Regions from separate parts of the Homo sapiens genome. Here regions 1, 2, 4 and 5 are each linked to region 3. A link is a loop called in an ENCODE intact Hi-C map of the cell type or tissue named here. Cell type or tissue: endothelial cell of umbilical vein. All regions are shown on one strand.

Region 1 (5,000 bases), 610 kb before region 3:
CACATCCACATCCCAGAATAAAGAAGAAGAAGAAAACAAAAAGACCTAACATTTTAGAGGAGGAAACCTATTGCCAATTATAGGGAATCTCTTCCTCCAATCACATAATTTCATTCCCAGGTAAAGATAATATCCTAAATATCTAGTTAAAGTGAAGCCTGATAAGAGGGATAGAGGTAGAGTATAAGATATATTAATACAAACTGTATAGAATGAGTGCTAACACATTAGAAAGATAGTGAGAAGACAATTATTGAATATAGCTGGTTTTAAGATAATATTATCATGTAATTTTGTTTTATAAGCAATCATTTTAGACATAATTGAAGAAACAATAATTGCAATGTGTTTTGTTAAGCCTAGCCTAACATTTCTCTCATTCAGCCTTTATTGTCTGCATTCTAAGGCACATTCCAGAAAAAATAATATTGCTATAGAAAACTGTAAATGATGAGCATGAACAATGAAATTCAAGCTGCTTTTAAGTATTCATGCTAAACAGATATACTGTCATTCAGCTAAAAAGGGAAACATGTTCTTGTTTATAATAACTTTCCAAAAGAATCTGATGATATCTAACCTCATGCCATTTTCAATAAATTGTAAAATAATAATATGATCCCTAAGAACCCTGAAAGTGATATTTGTAAGGTGGGAATCTTCATGAAAATAAAAAGAAATAAAGTCCACAAGTGCAAATACTTAAATTGATACTTAAATTAAGAGAGAATAAACATCTTAAATCCTGGAGAAAAAATTTCAGATTGATTAATATCAAATCACAATTATTCAAAGAATTAAGTTAACAAAAATGCAAATTTTATAATATTTTATCAAGTACACATACAATCTACCTAAAATATAAACCACCTAATTTTGTAATATTGTGCTCTTTTTAACATTTATATGTATATAAACATTGCATTTAATTTTATATTTTCCTGTTTATGACAAGTTATTGCAACAATTTGTGTAAGAGGACATAGTGTCTGAATCCAATCTTCCTTCACTTTCCGAAGGCCAATCTTTTAGAGAGAAGAGAGGCTGGTACAAATGGATATACAGAGTTTCTTCTGTATGTTGCTGGATATATATTTAATTTCTCAATTTCCCTAGAAATCATACAACTGTAAATATCAGGCTTTTAAAAACATACTGGACTTTGAAGGGACTGTTTTTATCTAAATAGCATGTTACATTGGATACCTACTGTGAATGCTGTATTTTGCTTTTATGTTTGATCATTCATTTACTATTTCCTTCTCTAAACATGAAAGTGGACATATTTCCATGCTAATAATGAAATGTTACCCACATTATTTGGTTAGGAAAACTTTTCCTGCATCCAGTGAACAAACTCAGATTTATTTTTGGCCTTAATGCTTGTCATCTTTTCCATCATGAACCCATAAGATTCATATATCCAGATGCAGTAATTTAGGCTGCCACTTACCTAAGAGCTGTGGTGATGCTATGAGTTTTACCTTTCATTGCACCTCTGGTGTCGGTTCATTTCTCATCTTCCATGTCCCATAGAGCTGCTCCAAGTACAGAAAACCCTTTGAAGTCACTTGGAACTTTGTGCTCCGATGAGGCCTGAAGGACATGCAAAGTAAGAAACATGGCCATGCTTGCAAATAAGGTGAAAATTCAATCATCTTTACTAACGGTATACCTAAATGCATATCTATGTGTGTCTGTGTGCAGTAAAAACAGCACAGCAAACTTTAATTTTGCAAAAACAGAATGTTTATGTGGATCTATCTATTACACTTAAGCCAACTTATTTCACATATGAAGAAATAGACTAAGTATATTAGTGAAAGTAAATGCCTTCAGGTATCATATAAAAGATATTTATTTGTGTAGTAATATCCAATCTAATATTTAATTTACTCTATATTCCTTTTAAAATAATGTACATTAAGACAGACTTTGAAGAAAAACAAAGTTAATTTTTCTGATATTCTGATATCTTTACCTACATAGGCCAAAATTTAAAAATCAACTTAAAAATAGTCTTCATTTTTCTTTATAAGCATTTTCCAGTGTACCAATAAATGAGCAGTAAATGAGCATGCAGTTTTGGGGCTCCAGGTGCAAACCACATTTCTCACTTGCCCATCCGCATTGCCAGTTAGGCTCTGCCAATAGGTGGAGCTAGAGGACGACTGCAGGGCTAGAGAATTTCCCTGGAGCTTTCTGCCTACTTTCTGCTCCTGTCAGCTTCACCCAGGCCCAGCTTTTTAATATTTGGGAAAAATTTTGCTCTAATAGCTTCAGCAATTGAACCGAATTTGCATTTTTCCCAACATTTGTAGAATCAGTTCCATCACAGGTCCTCAGAAACACTAGCACCTACTGCTCAGCACCCACTCCTCAGAAATCTGGTATTCATCTTCACGGGGAGCCTTCTCCAAGTTACTAAATTTCAATCATTTCAGTCTGTTCCCTTTGATTATCCAGTCCTAAGGATTTCAGTTGTCACCTACAATTATTATCTTTGTGATACCATGGTTAAAACAGTTTTGTAGTAAATTGTCTCATGTTAAAATGTCTGATTTCATTTCTGATTTCTGAATTGACTCAGAATGGAGCATGTATTTACTTTACTCCATAATTATTTCAGTTTTATAAACATGACCACAGATTTGGGGTCTAAAGGACAACTGACAGCAACCAGCTGTCCTAGACAAACCAGAACATATGGTTATCCTAGATATGAGATTAAATATAATCCTAACTGAAATTCTAGGTAGCAATGTTATTTTCTTAATAGTTAGAACCAAAATTCTTCCTGGCATTGACCCCACATACCTGGAATCTAAGAATTGCTGCCTTATCTTTTTCTGTTGCTAGTCAGGTTGCAATATTGAGAATTGAACTCCATATGACTGTAGACAGAGGTACTGGTATTGCATGAATTGGTAACACACTTTTGTAAGAACTTTTGTAAGATCTTTTGTAAGAACACGTTTGATTATATTTCTGCTCTGCCTAAAACCATTCAATGGTTACCCAATTACATAAGATAAAGTTGAGATTTAGACAGTCGTTTCTCTGAGAAGTCCCAAAGAGTGGGTTATATGCTTCCTGAATGAATACTCCCACAACACTTACCAACTTACTGATACCATAACATTCAAAATAACATTACAATTACTTGTTTACTTGTCTGTATCAAGCTTTAAGCTATCATGTCTATGAAACCAGAACCTATGTTGTGTTCGCCATTGCTAGTGAGGAACACACTGTCTAGAACACAGGATAATCTCAATGTACATTTTATTTCTACTTTATATATACAGAAAGAAAAATAGTAAAGGCAGTACTAGAATAAGCTCCCATTGTACAGGGTCAGCACCTCAATTTTTTGGATGGTTACTCTTTAAGTAAGAGTATAGATAATTGGGAAGGAAGGAGATACTGCTTTATCATCAGAAAAAGCAGTTTACTCTCAAACAGCAGACAATATGCTAACAACAGCCAGTTATTATAGTTCTTTATCTCTTGTAGTCAAGGGAAATTCTTCCTTAATTCTGACAATTGTTTGAGTGTAAACCTTAATATTAGTTATTTTCATCATTTATTTGTGCCTGCATTGGTATTTTATTAACAGGTTAACAAAGACTAAGTAATAGAGTGAAGTAAAATGCTATTCTTCCAGCCACCATTCTTATTCTTAAAATTATTTCATTTCCAGTATGTCAGAGATGATATCTTTCTTTATCAATAAATTTAAGATATTTGGATTGAAATATTTTAATGTACAATTTTTTAATATCGCACTTCTTTTTCACTTACTAAATACACACACAATCCAGAAAATACCTTCCTGTGATGGGAACTATAGGAGCTATGCAAACTATTTTCAAGGTTTAAAATATCAATATTGAATTGAAATATTTTAGCCTATGTGTCATTTGAAAAAGCATCAAAGATATCTTATATAAAGAACATTTCAAAAATTAGTTTGTGAAACTGAAAACTGGAGTATGTTTTCCACTACCTTGGGGGAGTGGAGAATTGGAATTGACTTCAATGTTGCAGGTGAGCAACAGTATATACTTAAATTTAAATGTTCTCTTTCTATTTTTTCTAATTTACTATCATGGGAAATAGGATGATGATTCATTTCTCTGATAAGAGTAATTGATAGAAGTCTAAATAAATATGGGATTTCTATGTACATAATTTAGGGCTTTTCTTCCATAAGACATCTCTCTGTTGTACTCACACCCATACAAGTAGTACATTGACATATCAGTGAGCTACTTTTGGAAAAGTTCAGTTATAATATTTTTAAAACATACTCTAAAAACATTACACTTATGTCATGAGGGAGTTACTTTTTTCCAGTGTCTTGGTTGAGAAGCGTTCTGAATTATATAAAGTAGAGAACACTTTATAACATTGTCTCTGGCATTTTGTGGACCACAAATTTTAAAAATATCTAAATCTGGATAGAATCAAAAGCATATTAATGTTCCTGCTGAGGAAAATTGCTATTACTCAGCAATTCAGTGGCTTTAGAATATACCATTCAATATGAAGAAAAAAACTTAGTCCAAGAAATGTAATATAGTCACTCCTTTTTCATGTGTTAACTTTCCCTAGATTATAATGATTTCATTCTTTGGCAAGACTTCGGAAAGCACTAGTGTGCTAGAGAATCTTTTTTTTTTCTTATAATTATTTTAATATCTTCCATGACTATGGACATTTTCCTTTTCTCATTGCTACTACTAGCTATTTTTTTTAAGTTTTATTTTAAGTTCAGGGGTATATGGACAGGTTTGTTATATAGGTTATCTTGTGTTATGGGGGTTTGTTTGTACAGGTGACTGGTGCTTGCATAACTGGCTAGCCATATGCAGAAGAGAATCTTTTTATAATCTAATAAAAATTACCAACTTTCTTCTAGAGAGGTGCATAAACACATACATTACCTATTGTTTACCATTTCAGGTTTTTCAGGAGTTTTCTAAAATCATTTATTG
Region 2 (5,000 bases), 420 kb before region 3:
GACCTTTAAAGATTGTCTCTATTCTTGGGCATTAAGTTGTGCTGCCTACTAAAATGAGGTCAATTCACCCCAGGTAAAGTTCAAACCATTCCACTGAAAATTTACGTATAAATGTATGTAAGTGTATGTACATATAAATTACACATAAATGTATGTGTATGTATATAGTATACACACACAGTATATGTATACTATATATAGATTATGTATATGTGTGTGCATATTACTATATATAGTAATGGTGGATATGTAAATTATGTATGTTTGTATGTATGTATTATATACATACATACACACATATATATACACATAATTTAAATTCTAGGCAACATTTTAAAGCCACAGGAAAACATATAAACACATATACATGTATGTGATATATATAAGCATGTATACACACACACACGTATATGTATATGTATATATGTTTTCCTGTGGCTTCAAAAAGACTTCACAAATGTTGCCTAGAATTTTTAAATATGGAGAAACTATTTGAAAAGCAAATATTTTTGAACATGAAAAGGGGGAAGTAAAATCTTAATAGAGATTATGAGTGTGATCACAGCTTTAAGAAATCTGATAATCACTTTTGTAGATTTAACGTTTGCCTTCCTTCTGCTTCAACTTTTGTCCTTAAAATGTATTTGGCAGTCAGCACTGTCTCCTGTAAACAAACAAATAAACAAACCGATAGAAGAGGTTCCCTCCAGCCTTGGTGAAAGGAAGCCTGGCTGTTACACCTGAGCTGGGCTCCTCTGCTTCTCTGTGTGACAGCTAATAGCTAATTGCAGTGTCTGCCTAACGAAGAGTATAGCACTGGGAAATTATGCTCATGACAAGTAGGAAAATGATGCTAAAGCTGAGACACTTGAGAGACTATTCAGTGTGGTGCTGTGGACTTTTTTGTGTCTCCTTTATACCTGCATCCTGCATACACAATCCTCCCCAGTGACTGCAAGCATCTTGGTCTGCTTTATGTAGCATCTGATAGACACTGAACATGCTGGTTTTATCATAACAAACAAACGCTATAAAAATACTTATTCGTTCGTTCTTTTTTTTTTTTTTTTTCTGCTCCACAATTTACTACTTCAGTCTTCAGGCGCTCCTCTCTGTGTTAAGTCTATTATCACCTCTTTCAACATCCTTCACTGTCTCTAATTAGGACAGTTTGTTTTTTTTTTCACTTTATCCCTGAACTTTGCACCCTCAGCAATAGCTATGCAGTCTCTCTCTTTTTACATTGTATTATGAGTATTATGATCTATGTCTCTATTCTGGACTCTAAACTTTGTGAAGAATAGTATAACACTTGATTAATCATTTTAAGCCCAATGCCAAACATAAATAGGTGTTCACGAAAAGTGGTTTGAAGCAGGCTGAACTGAATATTACCCATTGCCATCTATTTATTTATGGTCTTACCAAAAGTATATTATACTATAGGCATTGATATTATTTTAGAATAACACTTCTGCTTCCTGGATTGGGAGAATAAATATTATTCGATTCTGAGATCAAGTCTCACAGTTTCATCGACAAGCCTGGAACTTCAGTTGCGGTCATTAAGATGGAGCCCTTCGTGTCCCCGGGAGGCGGAGCTTGCAGTGAGCTGAGATCATGCCACTGCACTCCAGCCTGGGCGACAGAGCGAGACTCTGTCTCGAAAAAAAAAAAAGATGGAGCCCTTTTGCATGGTCCATCCACTTTAGAATGTTATGAGAAATGACTGTGCAGTCAAGATTTCAATGGTAATAATGGCAGTAAGACTAACTTTAGGAACAAAAGAATTTGTTACAACGTTATTTATTGGAAGGAATTTACGGAGCTTTGGATGTTCAAGGAGAATACTGGGAAGCTTACGAAGCAAGATGAGAACAACCAAAATCCTTCCACAGTAAGGATCTGCTCATGATTCTGCCACTGCTACCACCAGCACTGGGTACTTGCAACCACACCTGCATATTTTCACCTCCACAGAACCTCTGCAAAGGAATCAGAATTTTGCTTGTTCCTTGGAATTATTCAAAGATTCAAAGTTCAAAAGGGATTGTCAAAAGTACAGGCAACAAAAGCAAAAATAGACAACTAGAATTGCAACAAACTAATAGCTTCTGCACAGCAAATGAAACAGTCACAGAGTGAAGATACAGCTTACAGAATGGGATAAAATATTTGCAAACCATATATCTGATAAAATATTAATATTCAAAATATATAAGGAACTCAACCCAATAATAAGAAAACGAACAAGCCAATTAAAAATGAGCAAATAACCTGAGTAGAAAATTTTCCAAAGGAGACATACAATGACCAACAGGTATATGAAAAATGCTAAACGTCAGTATTCATTATGAAAATGCAAATCCTAACCGCAATGGGATATCGCCTCACACCTGTTAGGGTGGCTATTATCTTAAAGATAAAATCATGTTTTTACATTCAGAATTAAGCCAAGCTACTAAACAACACAATTTTTTAATGACATTTCGAGGATTTTTTGGGGGAAAAGCTGGTTTAATATAGAAAGATAAGGACATATAAATGACTTTTGTGGAAAAAAGAAGAGAAGGATTTTCCATTTTCTTCAGAAAGAAGCTGAGTACAGGGAGGAAGTAACAACGGAAAGAAGGAGATAAAGATGTACACATGTGTAACTTGCTAGAACCAAAAAATAAAATACAGTGAAGGGAAAGTGGAGAGAAATATGACACATCGGTATGAAGTAAGCAGAGAAAGCTGCTACTTTAAGCCACTAGGAGTCACAACAGACCCAGAACTATTTTTGATGGAGGTATTAGCAGCAAGGGTGAGAAATTAATTCTTCATAGGAAGTGCAGGATGATCATAATCCAGAGGACTTTTCTAAACTAGATGTATATTAATCAGACATTGAGTTTTATATTTATAATGATGTTGGCATTATTTTCTGAACATAATTAATGATTATCAAGAAACAGAGAAACAAAGGAAGTAAGAAAAACATTAGCCGACTAACCCATTAAAACAGTACTCCAAAAATGTTCCCAAGTGTCCTCATGTAACAAATTAAACCCAGATGCCTATTTATTTTTTCTCTCACTTCATATAGATGGATAATAAAATATATTTCAAGATGAGTATTAGTATTCTGGAAAAAAGAAAAAACAGTCACCTAAAGTTTTACAATTAACAATTTTGTCTGCACATAAATCTAAGATTCTCATGATTGTTATTCGTGCTAGGAGAAGAGTATTCGAGAATTTTTTCTTAAACTTGAGAAGTCCAGATGATCAAAATATAAAAGTTATTTTATAGGTATTACCACATTAGCCTTTAAGGCAACTTGATAAATATTTGTAAAATCATTCCTCTTGAGAAATCTCATCTCCCGAATGGCACAAATGCTGGAATTCTGCCCTTTCTTACTCTCCTTAGTTGGGTATTTTTGCACAGTGCACAACCTGTATAACCGTAAGTGGCTGCTGTCTAAGTACTTTATATACTATTTCAAGGAAAGCATTATTTCCCCAACGTAATCATATTAATCCTAATCTATTAATTTATGCATAGGTAAAGATTATCATGTATCATTCATACAATAATAGCATATTTGTGCTCAACACTCTGGATGTCTTGTTTTATAAAGAAATAGTAACAGTTTTTTCAAACACTTTCTTTATAGCAGGCATTGTGGCTGGACTAAACACACGCACACGGCACATATATCATTTTGTGCATATATACTGTATATTATATACATATTATATATTATAAGTTGTATATCATATATACATTATACATGGTATATAAATTATAAATTTATAAATACATTATATATAATTGTGATTGTTATTCATGCTAGGAGAAGTGTATTTGAGATTTTTGTCTTAATTTGGGAAGTCTGGATGTTTAAATTTTTAAAATTATTTTTATAGATATTGCCACACATTTATATAGATAATTTATTTCTCAAAAAAATCCTCTGAGGATGGTAAACTTTCATATCTTGCCAAAGGAAATTTTGTATATTCTTTTCTCCCTCAAGGACATAGTTGTTCCTCAAAAAGATATTTAGAGGTACTCAGAAATTTCTAGTTACCCACATTTCTAATTGTGACTGATATTTTGATTCAATTTCTATACTGCTATTTGAGGCATGAGTGTATACTGACATTTCACCCTATTTCTGAAAAGCTGTGTATCTGTGTCAAGGAGACTGCCCCAGATTATGAATGCCTGAAACTGGAGAATGAATATATATATATATAAAATATATATTCATATGTGTGTATATAATTGTATATATGCATATTATATATACACATTCATACACACACACACACACACACACACACATATTTCATCACTCTAGGCATTTGGCTGTCTTGCTTATGCAATTCCTCCATTGTGTCTAAATACAAATTATATTTATTTCCAAAAACATACTGATGGACAAGGAAACCATCTTATTACTTGTTGATCATCAACTCATATTAGTTCCTGGGATTTAGACAAATATGTATTTCCTCTTGGGTTCTGAACAGGTTCAAGGCCAGGCTCCAAGTACCACTTTTGTTCTGCCTAGTTTCCTTCTCCATATTCTCCTACTGTTTTCTATCTTTCCCCTCCTCTCTTTCATTCCAGATCCTGTGTCCTGATGCTATCTTGGTAGCATTGTGGGAAATATAATCCATGATTATCTTTCGGAGCAACCTCTCAAAATATTTTCTTGCTAATATGAACAAATTTTAGTATATGATTATTCTAAACAACAGCGGCAATGAAAAAGTTTTCAACCACGGGTGAGAAGAGTAAAAACACAGTAGGTGATGGGCACAGAAAGCTCTGTCCTACTTATCCAATATAATGAAAAAATCCTGAAAATTTGAATTCTACATATAGCCTACATATAGACTCATCTCTTTTATATATAACCATACATTCATGATCACTAACAACATTGCAATTTCTATCATCATGAATGGAGTACATTAGTTGTAAAGTAAAACTATGACCAG
Region 3 (5,000 bases):
AAACTATTAATGAAACTTGGTATTGAGTTACAGCTTTAATCATTTTATTCTGATTTGCTAACAATCTGATCGTGTGTGTTTTTACAGATTGATACTATGAGGATTGTTTTTCAGACCTATTATTCATAATATTAGGGTAAGGCACTATTGGGAAGAGAAAAAAAGGAGGGTTGGAAAAAACCCCAAGACGATAACCTCATACTTGGATCTTGTTGAATCATCTTTAATATGAAGTGGTGAAAATTTTGAGCCAGATTATAGTATATCAGTTTGACCAATGGAAATGGAAGGAAATGGACTTTGGATGGGAGGCACCTGGTTCATGAATTAACAGGGAGCACAGGCCAAAGGGAATTTAACAAAATTTTCTATTGACTTGCAGTTGCTTTCAGTGTAGTAAGATTCTTTCCTTTAGCATAAGAATTCAGAATTTTGTCAGAAGCTAAAAAACCATCCTTGAATCCATTGGGATCTTTTGACTTTTCATATTTATATAAGGATTTTATATAGAAATATTTTCTCAAAATATTTTAAAATTGTTGTGCCTTCTCAATTTTTCTCTTTCTTCATCTTATTTTTCTCACCAGTTCTTGATTTATCCTCCATCTCTGTTATCTCCTAATTTTCATAATTTTATACATGTGCTACACTATTGTTAAAATTAATTTTATGTGATATTTCAAGCCAATAAATAAACTCTAAATGTTGAGAACTGCCTCCTTCAGCTTATCCACTGACTTTTTAAATTGGAAAAATATCTGTTTTAGCTTTAGAAAATGTGTGTGTGTGTGTGTGTGTGTGTGTGTGTGTTTGTGTGTGTTTGTGTGTGTGTTTGACATTGTATGGGTGTGGATGTTTCTTGGTTGTACCTAAACACCTAAATTCCTTAAGAATGTTATTATTACTTATATAGATTTCATCAGTCTTTTGAGAATTTTAATTTTGCTAGTATACCTTCTTCTTATTAAAACTAAGTGGCTACTGGGTCTCTCTGACAATTAACTTTTTTGATTGGCTCATTGTGACTCAGTTCATGTGGTGGGACAATTCTAAAGTTAAGGACTTGCCTCTTGGTTCAGTCCTGGACTTGACTACTTACTAACTCAGTAACCTTGCTTATATGGCTTAATCTCTATGTCAGATTTCTTATCCGTATAAAACAAAAAATAATGATGTACATTATGTAAATTTGTTGTTTTACATATACATATTAAATTTATATAACAGCATATGGCACCTAGAATTTTTTTTTCATTTCATTGAAAGTACAGATTAGTAGAAATGTTGGCAAAATAAAATGAAAAAATACTATATTATTAAAAGTAAGTTATGTCTCTGACAAGGTTGCAATTAATTCTAATTACTTTTTCCTCCTGCAATGAATTTGCCCATTTCCTATGAAGATATTTTACTTTTACAATCACATAAAAGGAAAAAGAAAATAGTTGGTATCAAAACACAAATTCACCACTGTCCTATAAATAGCCTATTGTTACAAATACTATAATTGTATGCATATGAGAATTATTTCCTTATAAACATAAACCAATGTTGTTTATGTTTTTTTCTTTCAAACTTTTAGAAAGATTTAGGCATTACTAGTTATTTTGTATTCATATCTTTGAAATAACCTTGCCTGTCACGTTAGGTAAGGGAAGATATGCAGTCTCTGGGAGGTGACAAATTCTTCAACTTTGTTGCACTTTTTTTTAGCCTCAAAACAAAATTATGGAGTCAGTTCAGCTTAAATCATATATTTAGATTATGGTTTAACAATGTTAAACTTTGGCAATAAGAAGAATAATTATGATTGAATATTTGTAAAATGAGTGAATGAAATTAGACAATGAAGAAATCACATGCTGAGGCAAAGATTAGGCATTATTTCCTCTAAGACTTGCAGAATGCTCATCACCTCAGATATTTAGAGCTATTTCACATTATAAAACAGAAGTGGGGCTTTGTTATTTGGTTATATTGTTGTTTTTTTCTATTCTTTTTAGCTTAGACTATAATATCTTTAAAAAATAGTAATTTATGGAAGGTTTGGCCATTTTGGCCATTTAATATGGAAATATTTCGGTTTTAAGCATACATGAAGAAAAGTGAGGTTTCTGTCTTTCAAAACAGTGGCTAATGACCACTGTTGGCAGGGCCTTATGACTCTTAATGAAAACTGAATTAATTTTAAATTAATGGAAACACTATGTAGACTAACATTCCTGTATTTACTTTAGCTTGAATAATGTAATTAATTAGAAGGACTATCAGTTCCCAATAGCCTTCATTAAAATTATTTTATACCATCTATTTATCTACTATAAAACTACAAACATTTCTTTAATTATACTAAAATATAAGGCAAGTATCAATGAAACAAGGAATATTTTCATTTTAAACTTATTTTTATATTTTTATGCTGGAAAGAAATTAAACTTCTTGCTGCTTCAAATGAATACAGAAAGTAATATAAAAGATGTCATTTTGCCAAAGTTCATAAAATAAACCTTAAGGAGTATATAAGGGGAAATTCTGTAGGTAGTGTGTTATTCTAACAGAAATATGAAGCCATCTCTGGCAAATATTTTAGTAGAAAATAGTAGGAACGTAAATATTTTTGGTTTCCAGTAGCTTAAAACTTGGAAAATGTATATCTGACAATTATAAAACAAAATGTCGCTATACAGACATAATCAAATGTGATTAAAATGTCACTTTAATATCTGCAGTACTGAGTATAACAATCTGATCTTTTTTGTATATATTATGTAAAAAATATCTAAGGACAGTGCATTCATTCATTAACAGAAACACATTTCCAAGAGAACCCTGCCACCTTCTGTTCTTAATGTTTCCTACTATTTTCTTGCTTCAAAATCAAATCAGTAGAATACAATTGCTAATTTAAATACATCGTAGGAGTAATAGTTTAATCAAACACAAACAACAGCTTTATTCCTAGAGCACCATTAACCTTTATTTCCCCATATTTATTAATTTAGACACGCAGAATAATGTTTATTAGCACATTTTTGTTTTTTTCAAGAAGTTCATATGTAGATTTTACAGGATACTTCTTAAGAGTGTGCATAAATATATCTTCCTCTTGTACTAAACTATTTCATATTTGATTTTCATCTAATGCTTTGCTTTTATTGTACATGTAAGTTATGGCTGGAAGTAGAATTCTTAACACATAAAACAAAAATTTCAGAAAACTCTATTAGTACAAACTTAGAATCCAAAATAAAAATTAGATAAGATAGCAAATGATTAAAGTTAGGATTAGGATTGTTTAAAACAGAAACCTCCACCTACTCTTTTTTAAGTGCTAGGTGGCATGTTTATTAACTTACTAAAACGTACGTCAAAAAAATACCTCGGGTCTATACTTATGGGCACATTATTAAGGAAGAAATACTATAACATGAAGTGATATGAAATTACTCCTATAAAGTAAAACAAGACCCAAACCCATTCCTGCAAAGATATTCATACTCTTGTAATTTTTTGACATTGTGATTTTGATATTTGAAAAGAAATCATTAAAATTGATGTTGACAGTGTTAGATACTCAGCTTCCATCCTCACATTATTGCCAAGACCATACAACATAAAGTTAGCTGCAGAACAAAAATGGCTTAATATACCAACTGTTTATTCCAGGATAAAGGTAGTAAGGCCATTAACCCTTGATACACCCTGGAAATGTAATCCATATTTTTCTCAGAAAGTATTTTATGTTATATAGTTTTTTCCTAAATATTTTGAAAATGACATCATTTGGAAGGCTGTTTTGTCATAGGGACCAAATACTGTATATTTGGCTATCTGACAATCTCTTTTTCTGAATATGTAATAAAAATAGGCATATATTGACACCAATTGTATTTTTTATAGTATCCACACCATAATTGTGAATGTGCATGCTGAAATAATCTCTATGAATCAATTTCTTTACATGGTACTTTCTAGTTCCCACTCATTTGAAATGAAATGTTCTAAAGGACTCCTGAGAAAATGGTGTTGATGGAGACAAAAGAAGCCTGAAAGGGCTGTTGCATGGGTTAAACTTCATAATCATTGCTACTTAAGACTTTTAATAAAACTCTTAATAGGCATCTAATATGGTTTGGATGTGGTTTTGAGGCAGAACAATAGGGAATTAGAGTAACTAAGGGTTAAGGCAGTATCAAAAAAAACCACAGGTGCAGCTAGTTCTAAGCAAGATTAGGCAGTATACAGGCCACATCCTTTCCTGTAGTAACAAGACAGAAGTTTCCACTTTAGCCTCTGATTGACTGTGGGCCAGGCCTCTACTTTAGCATCTGATTGGTCACAGGCCAATCCTTCATAGGCTGTTACCAATTGGAGGCCTCTAAAGGGCACGTGGGGGGTGCTGCCAAGTTATTTTGGCTTTATAAAAACCCTGGGGAGCATTGCATTAGAGAGGCTCTGGAGGTGCTTGCTCAAGTCTGTTCCCACTCTGTGAATTGTACTTTCGCTTCTTCCATAAATCTGTGCCTTTATTACCCTGTTCTTCTGTTGCTTGTCTTTCATTGCTTCTTCTTTTTGTGCGGTTTTTTCAATTCTTTGTTCAACCCGCCCAGAATCTGAACAATTCTCAGTCAAGACCTTCTATCCGGTACTGCATTTTGGCAAGACAGCCAGGAGGTAAGCCCAAATTTTGGGACTGCTTTATATTCCTTTTCTCATAGTGGGGCAAAGGACTCCTGTTTTAAGTATGAATTATTTTTTCATGAGAACCCAGAATTTTTGTTTGTTGACACATACCTCTGATTTCATTAATAGTTTAAGGTATATTGCGAGGTCCCTTGTTTAACGAGGGTTACAGGCTGAAGAAGCTTATCTCACTTGGTCTGACGCAAAAAGCTGAGCGTTATATCCCAGCACTGAGGGAATCATAGTAGACCATTCGATTGCCTATGGTGGGAAAACATTCAAAACAGCACTGATACCCACTCTAAGGTCAGAGATGC
Region 4 (5,000 bases), 1.9 Mb before region 3:
ATACAAACCTAAAGTTCTTGTAACAAAGTGGACAGTCGAACACTAGGGTGGTGGCCAGTCTCTGAGATGACACTCAATGACCCCACCTCCTGGTGTTTACACCCCTGTGTGTAGTTCCTTCCCACGTAGTATCTGAGCTGGTCTGTGACAATAAAATACAGCAGAAGTGTCTCTTCTGAGGTTAGGTGATAGAAAGATTGCAATTTCCATTTGGGGTTCTTTCTTTCTTACTCATATCACTTGCTGTGGGGAAAGCTATGTTATATGAGGAACATGGGTGGCTCATGTGGTGAGGAGCTAAAGCTTCCTGCTAATAACTCTGTGCTTGAGCTTGGAGGCAGATCCTTCAGACTTAGTGAAGCCTCAGATAACTGCAGCCCCAGCTGACACTTTGATTGCAGCCTCGTGAGACATCCTAAGCCAGAACCACTGAGCTAAGCTGCTCCTGAATTCTTGACCCACCCAAACTGTGAGATAATAAATACTTCTCCTTTAAGTGCCTAAGCTTGGATTAATCTGTTATGCAGCAATCAATAACTAATACATGTAACTATCATTTTGAAGATTTGGGAGGTGATGGTTTAAATCTGTAGTAAGTGGGCGCTAATAGTAGGCAGTAAGAATTTTAAGTGGATCTAGCGGTGGGAAGGAAAGTTAAGCACTAGTATCCTAGGCCAGTTTATTGATTGATTGGTTGATTGATTGAGACAGAGTCTAGCTCTGTCGCTGAGGCTGGAGTGCAGTGGCCCGATCTCAGCTCACTGTAACCTCTGCCTCCAGGGTTCATGAGATTCTCGTGCCTCAGCCACCCAAGTAGCTGGGATTACAGGCATGAGCCACCACACATGGCTAATTTTTGCATATTTTTTTGTAGAGATGGGATTTCACCAAGTTGGCCAGGCTGGTCTGGAGCTGCTGGCTCAAGTGATCCACCGTTCTGGCCTTCCAAAGTGCTGGGATTACAGGTGCGAGCCACTGTGCCCAGCCAAAAGGTCAATTTATACTTTATTTATTGGAGGACTCTGAGCCAGGGCTTCTCAACTGGTAAGCTAGGAATTTGGCATAGATGTTTTTAGATATTGATTCCTTTACACTCTTTCGGAGGTTTGGTGAGGTCTGGGAGGCTGAATTCTTGGAGCTGGTCACCTCTGGTCTTGCGAAGGCTCCCCTTTTTATGCCCATGTGCCATACAATATGATTTTCTATGTGTGCCATCGTGTGAGAACATTGGACAGTACTGGCATTTACAAGGCCAGCATCTTCATTGGACAGTACTGGCATTTACAAGGCCAGCATCTTTGCTTTGAGTACAGAAGTGTGAGACAAATAACTTCATATAAACTGTGAACAGCGAAGGTTAGACTAAGTCAGAATTTAAAAATCTAGTGTTCTATGGTCCCTTAAGGTCTATAAAGGGGGATTCAAATATTCAACCTTTGTGCCTCAGTTTCCTCAATTGTACTAGCAACCATACCCATTTCACAGGATTGCTGCGATTGTTACATGAGCTATCCAATATCAAGTGCTTAGAACTGTGCCTGTCTGGCATATGTTTAGTGCTCAATAATGTCAGTTACAATTATCATTGCTTCTGGACCCTGGCTCCAAACTTCTTCCTACCAGCTTGAATTCTTGGAATCAGGCTTGGATTAGGTCTTCCTGTATTCATAACAAGACTAGGTTATTGTAGCCCAGGGCTTCAAATCTGCTGTTCCTTTCTCCTGATTGAGGCAATATCCCTCTGGAACATGAGAATTTTTTGGGAGTTATTTATTCATTTCACCCTGACTTGGCAAGAACAGGCAGAGGCTGCTGTTCACCTCCATAAGTCTCAGATATTTTACTTGTAAAATAAAAGGGTTAGATTATGTGACTTATAAGGCCTCTTTCAGTCATAACAATCTATGAGTTTATAAATAATAGAATTAACGCACAGGCGAGTAGTAGTGGTGAAGTGGAGTGAAAGGTGATCAGTGCAATTGCAGTTTCAAGCTTAAAATAATTGTACAGGACATTTAGATAAAACCTGGCTTCCAAGGCTATCTAGGTATACATTACATATGAAAAAACTCTAGTTTCTGAAAAGTGAGAAATATCTGTAGTTATTCTCATAACATTTTATTTGATTTTATACTAAATTCTATGTTCTATACTGTAATGATGTGTCTATACTCTACACATAAACCAGTATCTATCTATCTATCTACCATCTAGCTATCCATCTATATGCAGCTATCACTTTAAAGAAAAATTAAGGCATTATTCATGAACAAGTTTAATTTGCTTTAAAACAATAATATTAATGATATTTTCATCCAATAATATTAACTTTCATGTATTATTTTCCAAAAGGTAAAGCAACTGTTGTGGAAATTAAAGACTCAGATTTTTACAATGAGACTGAACCAATGAATAAGGTTTTTGGATGGCAATTAAAGAATTCTCAGTAAAAAGGAATATTTAGATTAAATAGGATAATTTCATCATCACAGTTAAATAAAAAAAAAAAAAAAAAAAAAAAATCACTTCACAAAACAGCCAGCAGAGGTCCTCAGTCCCATAGTTTATCAATTCTATCACCGTCCTGAAAAATCTCTCCCTGTTGAATAAGGAGCTGGCTCCAAAGGCTCATTTGCTTACTTCAGATAACTAATCACAATGCATCGCCTACAGGTTTAAACTAGAGATGGAAAAGAACATATTTAAATCAAAAATACATTTATTCTCATAGATTTTTTTAAAAAAATACAATTAATATGTGCAACAATGTATAATGTGTTGAAAGAAATACAGATACAAAAGAATGAGGGAGTAAAAGGGCAAGTTACATGTTTTAAATCAGTAGTTTTCAGAAAAATTCAACAGATAAAGGTGAAGAATGTTGAGGAGAAGACAAAGCCATTATATATGGGTCTCATTTCTGTTCCTTTCTCAGTTTGAACTATTGTTTTACTTCTAGGAGAAAAATAAAATGAAAGGATTCATATAGGACATTCTTTAGGCAAAAATCCTAAATACTGTGTTTTTTCATTAAAATTTTAAAAAGGATTTAATAGAATCAGAAATAGAAATAACTAATGAGGTTGTTGCTATCTGAGATACTTAGAAAATATTTCTGAGTTGCCAATCTTTCTCCTCCTGTTTCTTTTTGTCTTAACACTGAGACAGCATTGAAACTTCTCTTAAAAGGAAATACTCATTGGATGACCGCCAGAGAAACTTGAGCGTCTCTCTTGATAGAGCTTACTAGTTTACTGGTGTTGTGTTAGGGTTAATTGGCAATATGTGCAAGATATAAAAAACCCAATATTTCGTCAAACAAAGAAGTAAACATTTAAGACAATGGCCAAAGCTCAATCTCTTTGGGTCTTAGCTTCCCAATCTAAGTAATACTTTGAGGTTATTGTGTTTGTGGAGGAATGTGTTAGGCAGGGCAGGCCAAGGGATATAATTTAATGACCTGACATAGATGTATATACTAGGAAGATTAACTAGACATCATCTCATGGCCAAAAGTAAATATAATGGAAATTAGATAACAAGGAAGGAAAGATTCTGAGTAAAGATGAGATAAATAATCTCAAAGTAAAAGAAAAAGGAAGGCTCATCTAGGCAATTGTCTTCTCATTCTTTTCAATTCTTCTTGAGGTTGTTTGCCTTTTTTTCTTCCTAATATTATCTTCTGTCTCTCTTTCTCTTTGGTGGTGGCAGGCTGCCTTGAAAATTAGAGAGTCTTTAGAATTCAAACACAGACAAACCAATAATGGGAATGTGGGAGACATTCTTGGCCTTTCTTAAAGGTAGATCTGGGACACTCTAAACATTTATATAAAAGCTAAGCAGCTTTTTAAGGTTTTTTTTAAGAAAGTGGTCAGAGAATTGGTGGGTAGCACTTAATTAAATTCATGATAGCTTTTAGAGCAAGTGAACATCTTTGGAAAAGGACTTGTTTATCTTACTTCCCTTCGTACCTTACCCAGCAAGAATGAACTGAGTGAGAAAGACCTATAATAGTGGAGATAAAGAATAACCAAAAGGAACTCTGTTGTTATCTATAATCTGCTTGCTTGAGTGTGCCTATTTTCTTTCTAAAAAACAGGCTTTCAGATAGTGCTAAATGATATGAGTAACTAATTTTCACTTACAGCAAGATATAATATGCACAGGTATGCATGAATGTCTTCAGGGCTAGTTATCACAGGCTTTGGTTTTACATAAAGATGTTTGGGGTATGTGCAGTGTTTTATTAATTCTAAAGTTGCGTGTTCACAGCACAGTATCTTTCCAGTGTATTAAATATGTTTTTCAGGTATATCTAATTTATTAATTTATTTCTTTTTTGGTCATAAAGCTCTGCATTTGCTACTATTTATTTGAGGCATTCTATTATGCCCAAGATTTCAATGAACATTATTTAGACCTCTGGATAGTAATAAATGTGTCTAAGTATATTTGTTGCCAAAGTGAAAACTATAATAGGATAAAATTATTATATAACATATTGCAAATAAACACATTTGTTTTATATGCAAATTAGATCTTGTTATATACTATATAACCATATTATAAAACACTTAAAATAACATTTCATTAGATTTGGAAGTGCTGCTGCATTATTTTGCAGTTATCCTCATGTGTATTCTTAAATTCTCTCCATATAGGAGATAAATCTAGAAATTTAATGATTTACATTGGGGGATTACACTTTTTTCTAGTCTGGTTTGGTGTTTTTCTGTGGCTTGGTAAAGTTGAAGGGGTTGGATTTTACTGTCCTCATTGCCCTCTCTTTAAGCAAAAATATGGATTAAACAAATTTCATCCTTTACTTGCTAAGTAAACTTAAGTAATATAGTTCAGACTACCCAGTTATAGATAAAATCTGAGGCATTCATTGCTCAAGAGTCATGGATGCTCCTTCTTTTCTTCTGTATTTCTTAATTAGAGGGGTTTCTAATCTAACATGGCATCTACTATTTTTCATTAATGTAAAAGAGATGCCA
Region 5 (5,000 bases), 570 kb before region 3:
TCCGGACTTGTTAAAAATGAAAATTATCAAATGCCAGCCTATACTACTGAATCAGAATTTTCGGAGGTAGGCCTCGGAATCTGTGTTTTCATTGAAGTAGGCTATCGTTTAAGCACCACTACAATTAGAGTATTGCAAATGCAAAAACATTGAAATGGAGAAATAAGAATAGTTATTATCTGTAAACTAAGTCTTCTGTTGAAGTAGCACTTTCAACCTTGACTACACAGTAGAGTCACCTGGGTAGCTTTAAAAAATTCTGATGCCAGGAACACAACTCTAACCAAGTATGTGAGACTCTTTGAGAAGTGAACATCAAATATTTTGTAAAGTAGCCCAGGTTATTGTAATGTACAGCCAAATTTGGGAAGCACTGCATTTATAGAGTGAGCTCTTGGAAGAGAGTATCTTTAAAGCTCTAACAGATTTAAAGGGCTTCATTTGATATCCCCTCAAAAGGTGGCTCTAAGGACTAGGGCCACCTTTGAGGGGATATTGAATGAAGGTGTTTTAAGGCAGAGAAGTTATAGGACATTGCCTAGGGCATTCCACATCTCTAAAATAAACAGGAATTGTCAAAGTTAATGCATGCCTGGATTTTTCTCCATTTCCCACAATTTACAAGAAAAAAATTATCAGACATCTGAGGGACACAGTTCTAACAGAAAGACAATGCGCTGCAGTCTAAATAAACCAGAATAGAGAAGCTAGTTCAATAATGTAACATAATCATAATAAATATGTTCAAAAATGAAGAGAGTATTGATAGCATGAAGGGGAAACAAGAAGTTATAAAGAACAAAGCAGAGGGCCAGACGCGGTGGCTCACGCCTGTAATCCCAGCACTTTGGGAGGCCAAGGCGGGCGGATCATGAGGTCAGGAGATCCAGACCATCCTGGCTAACACGGTGAAACCCTGTCTCTACTAAAAATACAAAAAATTAGCCGGGCGTGGTGGTGGGTCCCTGTAGTCCCAGCTACTCGGGAGGCTGAGGCAGGAGAATGGCGTGAACCCGGGAAGCGGAGCTTGCAGTGAGCAGAGATCGCACCACTGCACTCCAGCCTGGGCGACAGAGCGAGACTCTGTCTTAAAAAAAAAAAAAAAAAGAACAAAGCAGAGATACTGAACATAGAAATAACTTTTGCCTCCTTCCATTCTCCTTTGTTACAGCCTCCTTTATTCCCCTGGACCATTATTGTTAATAAGAGTTTTGGTTCTGAGTTGTTCCAGAAACCTCCTTCTTCCTCTCCCTCCTTCCTCTCTTCTGTTGTCTTTTCATTTCTAATTTTTTTATGCTTGCTCTGTAGACATTAATGGAACAAATTAGTTATTCCATTTCTTCTCATATACCTATCCAATGTATTACAGAAAAATTACAAAAATAAAAGACAATATTTAAATTGAAAATATAAAACAAAATGAGTTAGATTAAGTCAAACTACAGTGGTCATTGCAGAATTCAAATATGATTTAACCCACTAATTAAAATATAAAAATTATCAATTGGTTATCAAGAAAAACACAAGTAAGACTCAACACTATTTTGTTTAGGAGAGATATGCATAAAATAAGATATATAAAGTTCAAAGCAAAAAAAAGTGGAAAGTGTCAGACTAATATGAAGTAAAGGAAATCAGAGTAACAATTTTAAGGCCAGACAATATAGAGCTCAAAGTGGAAAACACCTATCTATATATCTGTATCCACATCTGTATATGAACATTATACTTGTTAAAGCAAAAATAGATCAAGAAGATGTAACATTTTTGAATACACATGTTCTTAATAATAAAGCCTACATATATTCAGATGAAGCAACATTTGAAAGACCTATAGAGACAAAATGAAAAAGTCAACAAAGGTAGTTGGAAACTGTTCCTCTTACTTCCAAAGATTCCCGCCATTGCCCTGGTCATAATCCTAGAACTTGTAAACCTTTCTCCCTTGACAGTAGAGGGTGCTAAAAGGACACTGCAGAAAATGGAGGTGTCTGTTTCTGGTGCAGGTGTCCGTTTCTGGTGCAGGTATGCTTTTTCTTCTTGTGGCAGGAGTGATGGTTTATCATGCAGAACTCCAAGTAGTTAATTTAAGGACATGCAACCAAGACAAGTTTGGAATATTGAAGAGTCTTTGTTTCTCCTCCTCACTCTGGTCAAATTAGGATAGGAAATAAGTTGCGCAGTTTCATAACCACTTTACCTCCCTACTCTATGAATTGCTATCATTACTAGGAAGATAGATCTCCAGCTATGGTGATGGATAAATGTTGACATTTCTTCTTCTCATGATTCCTATAAGTTGGCCTGTAATTAGAACAATCTTAGCAGCATGCTGCTTAAATAATTTTTATTGCTGTTACTGTAGACAATATATTATGTTGTTATGAGTATTTAAAGGGGTTTTCAAGGGCATTTCCAAATATTAAACAGATTTTTCACCTTAGAGACTGATTTTAGAAAGTAGTCCTCCTGTAAAATGAAAATCCACTGCAACTTTATGAATGGAGTCTATTATTCTCTATTTTTGTGCCATATTACTCAATTTTGATGTCAGAGTTTAGTTAGATTTGTAAAATTAATTTGAAAGCAATTTTAATATATGGTTTTAAATATTTAGATGAAATGACATAAAAAACAAAGCAGATCATTGACTAATTTTTCCATTTATTTAAAGTAAATTGGTTTATTTAGATTTCATACATTTTTAAAATCATCTCTGGTAGCATATGCTATTACATATCTTGTAAACATAATATAATTAATATAAATAATATATATTTTATTTAATTTAAAATAATTTTTCTCCCTTACAACTGTAGTCTTATTTTCATCTGTCATTATATCCTTATTACAATTGCTATGTTCTTTATTTTTTTGAGTTATCATCTCACCCCAGTTAAAGTGGCCTATATTCAAAAGACAGGCAGTAGCAAATACTGGTGAGGATGTGGAGAAAAGGAAATCCTTACACTGTACGTAGGTATACAAATTAGTACAGCCACTATGGAGAACACTTTGGAGGTTCCTCAAAAATCCAGAGAATTAATTTTCAAAATGTCTTCTATGAATTGTCAAAATATATTTTATTGCATTGAAGTTATGGAATATTGCCTTTATAGTTACCATTTGAAAATCTTACTGAGATTTTCTTGGTGGCAAAAGAAGTAATTTCATAAGTGATATTTGTAAATTTTAAAAGAATATATATTCACACCATGGTATAAAATTATAGGAGTATTCAAATATCTTGTATCATTTTCTTCGTCTCCGTAGTTTATCAAATTCTGAGACTAATTATTATCTCCTAAAATGAATCATTTTTGGTGGGAGTGCCTGATAATCTTTTTTTCTGATATACTTACTTTATATATTTTGCTACTATATAATAAACTGTATTTATGAGCATAAATATTTATATTTATGTTGCTTTGAAATGAAAGATATACATTTGTTTCATTAAAGCACTTTTTCTTGAGTCTTGTGTCATCGAACATAAAATTGTCATCTATGAAATATTTTTGCCTTTGTCTATTTTAGTTTTGTGTATTTATTTACTTATTTGCTTATCTTTCATTTTTTTGTTGTTATAAGCTATATATACCCAGATTTGCTTCTTTTCATTTTTCTTTAATAAAGTTTTTAAACATTAATTTACACTTATTCTTAAACTTGTTTTATGTATCCTAATCAAGTATACATTACGTGTTTATTAAGCTTTCTTATGGTTTCCTTTCTTGCTTTTATGAATTTTGCTAAAATAAGAGTATTTCTTTCATCTATTTCCTTTGGTGATTTGAATATTTTGTGTCACATTTGTTTTTTTCTAGTTATATTTATAGCTATAAATGTTGAGAAATGTAATGCTTTTCTGATCTCCCAACTACTGTATAAAATTAGTTTTTCTATCTCTGGAATCTCTTATGCTCTATTCTGTATTTTAAATGCTCTGAAATGTTACTAGGTAATGCTGTGGTGGGAGTTTTGCATGTGTCATTGTCACATTGTAATTTATTAAAAAGCTAATTATTATGATTATTCTTACTTATATCATTTTCTAGGATCTCAAAACTTTATATATGGATTTTGAACATTTCTCTTGTTTTCTCACTGTGGCTATGAATCAAAGATTTCAACCTGAGCCTTTGTGTGCAAAAAGTTGTAGACAATAAGGCCTCTACAGAAAAGAGAGTGGGGTTGTGAAAATGAAGACCTGACTTTTGCCCAGACAACCTGTCAGTGTATTTGGAGATAGACCCATATGCAACCTATCTGAATATAAATGTATCAGTGATGAAAAGAGATAGAGTGTATTTTCAGTCAGGAAAGAAAATAAGGACAGAAAGAAGATCACGAGCAAAGGAATAAGTGAAGGTATAAAATTGACTAGTATGTTCACACACCAATGACAGGGTAAATCTAAAGTCAAAAGAGCATGGGGCTGAGTGGCAAGGGATATAACTAGACATTATATCAGATATGTGAACAAGAAGATTGGGAGTTTGGACTTGTATGCAATTAGAATAACTAAAAAACTGTATTCAAGGCAATGAAATAAAAAGCTTGAGTTTCAGTCTGATATTTCAAGTAATGTGTGGAAGAAGACTTAGATAAGGGATGGATCAGAAAGTCTGTGAACAAGGATAGTGGAAGAAAAAAATAGAAGCAGGAAATTTATTTTAACAGTTTTTGGCACCCATTTATCACAACTCAGAAACAAACTGAATGGTGTTGGAGATGGAGTGGTAAAGATGTATCTTAGATTTAAAGTATAATGGCAGGTGGATGCTAAAGTTATTAAACTGAGCTTTAAACAAACTAAAAATGCTGGTTTTATGGTATATAAAATTACTTTAGGAAGCAGTAGAGTTTAGCAATCAGATAGACTTGCATTCAAATAACTCTATTTACCCTTATTGGCTTGTTGACATTGTGCACATTACTTAATCAATTCTGATTCTCACTTTTGGTCATAGTACACATGGACTTTGGGTGTCCACATT

What was found. Hi-C counts contacts between places; a loop is a spot of excess contacts. Peaks named below come from ENCODE experiments on the same cell type or tissue, not always from the same donor. Only the 100,000 strongest peaks of a DNase experiment are listed, where the experiment ranks them.
Region 1: a loop joins it to region 3, with 12 times the contacts of the local background. A loop is called at or near these places in 18 of 110 quality-filtered maps.
Region 2: it touches region 3 in a loop (8-fold over the local background); 31 of 110 quality-filtered maps call a loop at or near these places.
Region 4: a loop joins it to region 3, with 4 times the contacts of the local background. A loop is called at or near these places in 5 of 110 quality-filtered maps.
Region 5: a loop joins it to region 3, with 13 times the contacts of the local background. A loop is called at or near these places in 14 of 110 quality-filtered maps.

The regions. Positions count from the first base shown.
Region 1 is chr5:100,428,326-100,433,325 of GRCh38, forward strand. LOC105379100 (a long non-coding RNA gene) reads left to right here. Exons shown (of 8, transcript XR_007058886.1): 7 at 1,537-1,642. Among named protein-coding and RNA genes, the nearest start is that of FAM174A-DT, 100 kb to the right of the region's middle. In endothelial cell of umbilical vein, a CTCF peak has its summit at 2,158 (motif pointing right); a DNase peak (open chromatin) is centred at 2,166.
Region 2 is chr5:100,621,167-100,626,166 of GRCh38, forward strand. No RefSeq gene overlaps it. Among named protein-coding and RNA genes, the nearest start is that of FAM174A, 88 kb to the left of the region's middle. RefSeq lists a silencer at 2,675-2,764. In endothelial cell of umbilical vein, a CTCF peak has its summit at 2,752; a DNase peak (open chromatin) is centred at 2,765.
Region 3 is chr5:101,043,063-101,048,062 of GRCh38, forward strand. No RefSeq gene overlaps it. Among named protein-coding and RNA genes, the nearest start is that of ST8SIA4, 140 kb to the left of the region's middle. In endothelial cell of umbilical vein, no CTCF peak of the experiment used is centred here; a DNase peak (open chromatin) is centred at 2,839.
Region 4 is chr5:99,102,180-99,107,179 of GRCh38, forward strand. No RefSeq gene overlaps it. Among named protein-coding and RNA genes, the nearest start is that of CHD1, 180 kb to the left of the region's middle. In endothelial cell of umbilical vein, a CTCF peak has its summit at 2,569; DNase peaks (open chromatin) are centred at 2,592 and 3,272.
Region 5 is chr5:100,477,322-100,482,321 of GRCh38, forward strand. The region is part of intron 3 of FAM174A-DT (FAM174A divergent transcript); the gene reads right to left. Among named protein-coding and RNA genes, the nearest start is that of FAM174A-DT, 55 kb to the right of the region's middle. In endothelial cell of umbilical vein, a CTCF peak has its summit at 1,992 (motif pointing right); no DNase peak of the experiment used is centred here.